2 separate regions of the Homo sapiens genome follow, and region 1 is linked to region 2. Evidence: chromatin contacts called from ENCODE Hi-C or POLR2A ChIA-PET data. All regions are on one chromosome and are shown on one strand. The core of a region is the stretch at or near the end of the contact, and the rest is flanking DNA. Distances in the headings are between cores, read along the strand shown. Region 1 overlaps MECOM (MDS1 and EVI1 complex locus). Region 2 overlaps MECOM (MDS1 and EVI1 complex locus).

Region 1 (3,469 bases), core at 933-3,432, 43 kb after region 2:
CAACTTTTAATTACAAAGAAGTACTATTCATAACACCTCTAAGAAATGGAGAGACTAGCATATTTTCATATTCCAATACTCATTCTTTCCATGGCTTTTCCAAATGAGGCTAAATGGCCCAAACCTGAATATACTGGTAATTTGGACACTGGCCTCACTATCAAAACTATGAACCAGTCACTCACAAAAGCTCTTCAGTTTCAAAGCCATTAGTCACATTGTACTTACAGAAGGCAGCATGGCACAGTGATGTTAATTGATGGCTGGCCGCTTACTAGCTGAAAACTTTCAGCAGGTTGGGGTTGTCCTTTCCTCTTCTTTTAGAATAGATAATAATAGAGCTGTGTCATAAGACTGATGTGAGGATCTCATGAGCTATACCTGTAAAGTCTTCAAAACAGTGCCTGACACATAGTAAGCATAACGACCCTACCAGTAAAAGGGTCGACTCCAACTAGAAGTCACAAATATGGAGAACAAATGAGGACATGCAAAGCTTTTCTCTTGGATCTGCATTTAGGATATGGGAGCCTCCTCAAACAAGAAAAAGCCCTGTTGTTATGGGGAAATTGGAAGCAAAGAAAATTCTGCAGTGGCCAGTGGCAGAATTTCTCACCATTGAAAACATATTAGGGATGGGCAGAGTCTATCAGGAGTTCACTGGAATTCAGTGGCTAGCCAGTTGCCTCTATAAGCCTTAAAGATTCCCTTGAAGACAGACAATACACCCGTCTTTGGAAACATATTCTCATGTTAGAACCAAACGTGCATATGGAAATTATTATCCCTTAGCTAAGAGCTTTTGTTTTAAAACCCTTGTGGTGTTTGTAACCTAAAAGAGGGATTTCCTCAAGTTTTCTAAAACTGCCTCATTTTTTTTAAGAATCACCATGATCCATACCTCATTTGAGATCAAGTGAATCGTCAAACTAATGTGTTTTTTCAGGAAGCTAATTCTGTGACTTCCTTAAAGAGAGGGTTGCTCTTCCCAAGGGTTATCGGCAAGCCACTGCTCTGGCTCCTTGTGCCAGTTGTTCTTCCTGACTGGCCATTTCCCCTCTGGCTGGAGATAACCCTGCAATGACTTCAAATTCTTTCGTTCAGTATCTGATTCCATCTCCATCATAAAGCCTTCCTCAGAGCATGGTTGGACCTAAGCATTTCCACGTCTTAGTTCATTCCCAAGATCCCAAGTTGACTTTTGCTTGAACTTCAGTGGAAAATCCAAATCATGTGAAAATCAAAAAGAAAATAATGGCTCTTTCTTGATTCTATTTTCTAAACATATGGTAATGAACAATAAATGTTTACAGGTAGCTGTGATGGCTACAGAAAAATTTTCTTTGGGACCCCCATAAAATAGATTATATTCAGTAAACACAGCCAAGCATGCATAAACTTTAAGAAAGATTTTAGCCTTCTATCCATTCAAACTATTACCCTATTTCTTCCCTCTTTATTGCTACCATTCCTTCTGAAAAAGAGTTTATAAATTCATAACACATTAAAATGAGCAGACTCTTTAGTTCCTTAATCCTAGCAGTCTGATTTAGTAATTTCTTTAATGGCAATATTATTCTCCCCATGCCACAGTTCATATTTGACTTCTCTTGACTCCTTGCTTCCCACTTACTATCAGCAACCAAGTCCTGCTTATTCTTACCTTATTATATTGTTCTTTCTATCCCTATTGCCACAACCTACTTCAGGTCCTTATCATTTACTCCCAATGCTTCTTTTGCAATAGCCCACTAACTAGCTCTCTAATTCTTCAATTTTTCTCTTTTTCTTTTTCTTTTTTTTTTCTTTTGAGATGGAGTCTTACTCTGTTGCCCAGGCTGGAGTGCAGTAGTGTGATCTCAGCTCACTGCAACCTCTGCCTCCTGGGTTCAAGTGATTCTCCCGCCTCAGCCTCCCAAGTAGCTGGAATTACAGGTGCCTGCCACCAGGCCCGGCTAATTTTTTTTCTTTTACTGGTATTTTTAGTAGAGATGGAGTTTTACCATGTTGGCCAGGCTGGTCTCAAACTCCTGACCTCAGGTGATCCACCCGCCTCGGCATCCCAAAATGCTGGGATTACAGGCATGAGACACAGCTCCCGGCCAGTTTTTCTCTCTTGTAATTCATCCTGCATACCTTTGCCAAAACAAACATCCTAAAGCATAATTCTGATTATGTCTCCTCACATTTCAGACATTCCAATGGCTTCTCATTATGTCTAAATAAAGTTCAACTCATATAAAGTCAATGTGTTTGTTGAGTGAATCAGTACAAAAATTCCATATGTAGGCTTTAGCTATTTATCGAATAAAGTACAAAAGAAGAGTTTTGTTTTGTTTTGTTTCTTAGGCCAACATATGCCATATATCCTGTTTGTGGCCTCAGAAATGTGTGAATCACATTGATAAATCAGCTGAAAAAACAAAAGTTAGTATTTTACACCTTCTCTTCTCTAGAGTCTTAAAAACTCCTTCAGACTTCAACTGAATATGCGCTTTATTTCTGTTCTCTCTATTGATTCTTCTTCATTAATGTTTAATCCAAGGAGCTTTGAAGTACAAGATGACAAAATACATAATTTGTACCAATGTTCACAATTATTTCTTCCATATCAGTTAAGTGTAATTTGAAATATTATATCTTAAATTAATAAAGAAGATTTAGTAAAAACATGTTTACCTGTGTGAAAAATATTTATTGAAAATAAAACTTATTTTTAAATCCCACGAAAATAACAGACCAAAATGGCAGTGTAAGTACATGCCAAAATTGCCCCCTGTTCAAAAGCGAGAAATAATGGATAATGATTTTTAAAATATATGAAAGTGAAACTCTGTCCAAAAGCAAGAAAGTTTTCATGGACCATAAAAGAAAAGGAAACCTACAATACTAAAGGATGCTCGGTTTATGCCCAAAGATGAACAGTAGGTTTTGGGTTTCAGTGTTTATACAGAAAAGGGCCTGAGCCTGCCCCACACATGACCCAAGTACACTGCATAAAGCCAGAGTTAAAACTTCACTGCCAGCCTCTGAACAGAAGGCTGTTCTATCCACACTATCACAAGACCTGGTGGAGTTGAGGCAACTGCTGAATTACCATACAGGGAAGAATGAATTCAAGAAAATTCCCATGCAAGATAGGCTCTTAAAAAATAAATTTACACAAGAAAATCAGCACTGTAAAGGTAATTGATAAGCCCAATAGAAGGGAAACCTATACAAAGAAATAGAAATAACTAAGCAATCTGAAATGGACTTTAAATAATGATGTTTACAATTCTCTAAGAGGAAAAGGAGCATTAGCATCAGTGAAACAAAAGTAGGGCTATAGAAAAAACAATACTTATGAAAAAAACCAATTGGAAATTTTTAGATGGAAAAGCGTGAAGTAAAAAATTCAACACATGGTCTAAAGAATAAACTGCACACAGCTGAAGGGAAAATTAGTTAATTTTACGAAGAAACAATA
Region 2 (3,630 bases), core at 835-3,334:
ATGGCAGCTACATATTTTTCCATAGCTTTCATTCCCTAATCACTTCTTGCATAGTTATACACAGAACTTTAACTGCTGGCTTTTTAAGGGAAATTTCTCAAATGCAAACAAATATATTTCACCAAATAAAATCCTTACATGAATGGAATGGGAAATAGTAACTTAGATGTAAACTGCTAAGTTACCAATTAGCTTCTTAAAACAATTGAAAGTCACAGAGAGCCCTCAATATACAGAGGTGGTTAATTAATTAACATTAGATGTGATTAATAATGAGTCTCATTTAATAGCAAATATCTGCCTGCAATGGCTGCATGACAGAACAAAAAGCCTTCAGAGAGCAAGCAACTATATTTATCCTGATTGTGTTTGGGATTTTAACATGTTTTGTGCAGGCTGACAAATGGCCTATTAATTATCTAATGTTGTCTGACAACAACAGCTTGATAAAGATGTATGTTTTTGAATCGCTGGATGGAAACTGCTGGAGAAGAGCCCCAGAGGGGCCTTGCTGTCCTAAAACTGGGCTCCTAGCCACAATGACAGTCAAGACAAAGCCCTATCTCCCGCCACAGCCTTCGCAGATAAAATATGGCTTGGCATTAGGGACATTTTTTTCTTTCAGAAAACTGCTTCTGCAATATCTGATTAGGAAAAGGAGGAGTACTTCTTTACTAAATTGGGGTTAAGGCATAATCAATATCATATATGGAGTGTCTGGCCTATTCTGCATAAACACGGGCACTTCATATTATTAAGGAGTCTATAATGCCGAGGAAGCATATGGCAGGACACTGCAGCTGTCTCTATTCTTTTTATTTAGAAGTTTATCTTCCAACCTGTTTGACAGCTGCTCCTAAGTGGTTTCACAGTGCCAAACTATTTTTATGATTGTTTGATGTTTTATTCTCCCATTTCAGTTAATGAGATAGGATCCCACAATGGCCATAATTCAGGGCTGTCAGAACTAAAAAGCATGCTTGTGGCAAGAGAGCCTGATGGTAAATAAGGCTAAAAGCAATGGATAATAAAAAAAAAACTCTGTTATCAGAGTCGCCTTTGCAATCAAAACTTGTTGGGGTCAGAGCCTTCCTTTCTTTGTGTGGCTTCTGGATATTCCCAGCCCTGTGCAAGGTCCCTGTCCACCCTCCTCCATCACCCATTTCGATTCTACAAACAAGTCCTCATTTCTTTGGAAAGGCTCATGAGGAATAATATTAACTAAGAAATGTTAGAAGGTCTTAAAGATATCGAGTGCTATATTCTAATTAAAGGGCTTGTGCATCATTTACAGTGCCAAGCGAGTAATTTGTCATACACTGTTACAGAGAAATTGTTCAACAAATAACCTTTACAAGAGTCTTGAGAACAGCTTCATAATTGAAATCCCTAATGGTTTTGCTGGGAACTTTTATTAAGGTTTGGAGGATTTTTTTCTTTTCCTCTCCCTGAAGAGTTTTTAGAAACTTATGATGGTAATGTAGCAACTTTCTTTCAGGAAAAAAAAAAAAAAAAAAAGCCCTTTCTTAGTTATATTTACAAATGCCGTAAGTATTCACAAGGCCATTTCTGCTAAGAATCAAAAGTACAGTGTTTTCCAGAAGAAAATGTGAGGTTTGCTTTGTGTCTTTTATTTTGTTTTTATTATTCCTAATGGAGAAAGTTTTAAGACAGATGAAGATACCTACCTTTAGAATTATTTTTATCTTACACTAAAGTTCATGATCTTTATTTTGGTGTAACACTATCCTTGAAAATGTAATTTAAAAAAATTCAAAGTCACTACTAGATTGAGTCTGTCACATAAATTATTATTCAAAAGTTTAAAAACTGAAAAGTGACCACTTTCTCAAACAATATTTCTCTTCTTATTACACATTTAAAATAATGGTCCTTCACAGGCAGAAAATAGCATGGCAAAAAACTCAAATAATAATAAGTCCCATAACTAATTATAAAGCCTGACACGCCTCATACAGAAACACTCCCTGATGACTACCAAAGATTGGCTGCTTTATAAATATTTAATGCTTGCCAGTAACCCCAATTTTTATCTCACATCTAAGACTAAACCATTTGTCTCCTCTTACAATCAGCCATGTCTATGTAGTGTCATCATGTCTGAGCAAGTTTGACTTACTACGTGTTTTCCAGGATATAAAATTCAGGACATGACACATCATCATGTGAATGAAACAATTACACAATCTAAGAAGGATGGGGAAAAAAAGAATTCAAATAGGCTAAGTGTCATTATAAGGTTAGCTCCAGAGAACTCAAGTCAGAAAAACTGAACATCAGAAAATGATAGATAGGTATGGATCTGTTGTGAACTACTGAAGATGCAGCTCTTATAATACTCTTCTGTGACCCTCAATTCTTTTCTGCAACCAAATAAAGTTATATGAAGAAAGTGCACACCCTAATTTAGGGATATTTATATCCATATAAAATAAAGTGTATCTCCGCGTTTATACTGCGCCACCTTTGGGGAAAAGTGTAGTAGTCTCTAATCAGGGCTGGTGATGGCACCTGAATCAAGAGAAAAACTTTGACAGTTGAACAAGTGGTTCCTATTAAAGGGATCATAGAAGTTAAAAGGTAAAGATTACTACTCTCTGATTGATGGGTTATCACCTCCTTTGGATTATCCTATAAACCCCATTATTTCTATGAGAATGACTCTCATAATTCCGGAATATTTTACAGGTGAGTACAGCCACCTCAAAAACTGGAAACATGTTTCACAACTTCCAGAACAGTAAACATGTGAACAAACCCAACTACAAGCCATGCATGGAGCAAATACCTTTGAGAGAGCTCATATAACCTGCCAGTGCTCAATGCACAGCCCCTTCCACCAGTCTTATATATGAAACTCAGGATCCTATGTCCAGAGCTCTGAGACACCAGCCACTTCCAAACCACCATTGGAATTGGTTTGGTTTGTCCATCATGAATGTTGCTCTTATTGGTTTGACGTGGCTGCTGTTTGTGAATGTAGTTCTTATGTGTTTGCTGGTAGAAAGCTTTTGAGCCTAGTCCAAGCCAGAGGCTGCGAACTAGGCAGTCTTTGGCCTGCAAAAGTTATCATTTCATTATCAGTGTTTCTTTTCCTTTTAAAAAAATTATTTTACTTGTCAACACTTAAAAGTGAGAGGATTTTTACATTAATTTAAAAAATCAGATTTCCACCTTCTTGGAAATTTATATGGTCTGGCAACATGGGATCCACATTCTGGGAAGAAAAAAAAATTCTAGAGCCCTAAAGACATGATATCCATTCTTGGGTTCCCTGTGACCCACCACTACATGAGTCTTTTCCTTCATTCACACCTGGGTCCTGCTCTTGCTTTTAAATAACACCCAAATTCTAGTCCACACCTGCTCCTTGCATTGTACAATATAGAGATGGGGGGATTTCAGTGAAAGTGATCATTGTCACGAAATTCATTTGCAGCAGAAGTGGGTTTAGATTCCAGACCCCCTAGTTGACAAATCAAGGCAATTAATCATTATATATTCACCAAGTCAGTAACAGTATATTTTCAAGGGGCTTGGAACCTAGTGGGAAATAAGGGATGCATTTGTAAACAACAATAATATGGTAAATGGCTGAAAAGTTACTCT

The links. Hi-C counts contacts between places; a loop is a spot of excess contacts on that map. ChIA-PET counts read pairs that join two places held with the same protein, here RNA polymerase II (POLR2A). Pooled maps may share reads with other maps.
Region 1: a loop to region 2 is called in a map of PC-3, with 8 times the contacts of the local background. The contact joins two enhancer-like sites. A Hi-C loop is called at or near these places in 2 of 168 maps with a recorded cell type or tissue (PC-3 and endothelial cell of umbilical vein) and 1 of 50 pooled maps. POLR2A ChIA-PET finds 5 or more read pairs at or near these places in 3 of 52 experiments (OCI-LY7, PC-9 and activated CD4-positive, alpha-beta T cell).

Annotation. Positions count from the first base shown.
Region 1 is chr3:169,495,554-169,499,022 of GRCh38, forward strand. The region is part of intron 1 of MECOM (MDS1 and EVI1 complex locus); the gene reads right to left. Among named protein-coding and RNA genes, the nearest start is that of MECOM-AS1, 49 kb to the left of the region's middle. Within about 2 kb of position 2,183, at least 3 of the 41 ENCODE cell types and tissues checked have a DNase peak (open chromatin) inside an H3K27ac peak, as active enhancers do; they include PC-3, PC-9 and endothelial cell of umbilical vein, where a contact is called at or near this core.
Region 2 is chr3:169,452,892-169,456,521 of GRCh38, forward strand. All of the region lies in intron 1 of MECOM (MDS1 and EVI1 complex locus), which reads right to left. The region is part of intron 1 of MECOM-AS1 (MECOM antisense RNA 1); the gene reads left to right. Among named protein-coding and RNA genes, the nearest start is that of MECOM-AS1, 6.8 kb to the left of the region's middle. Within about 2 kb of position 2,085, at least 4 of the 41 ENCODE cell types and tissues checked have a DNase peak (open chromatin) inside an H3K27ac peak, as active enhancers do; they include PC-3, PC-9 and endothelial cell of umbilical vein, where a contact is called at or near this core.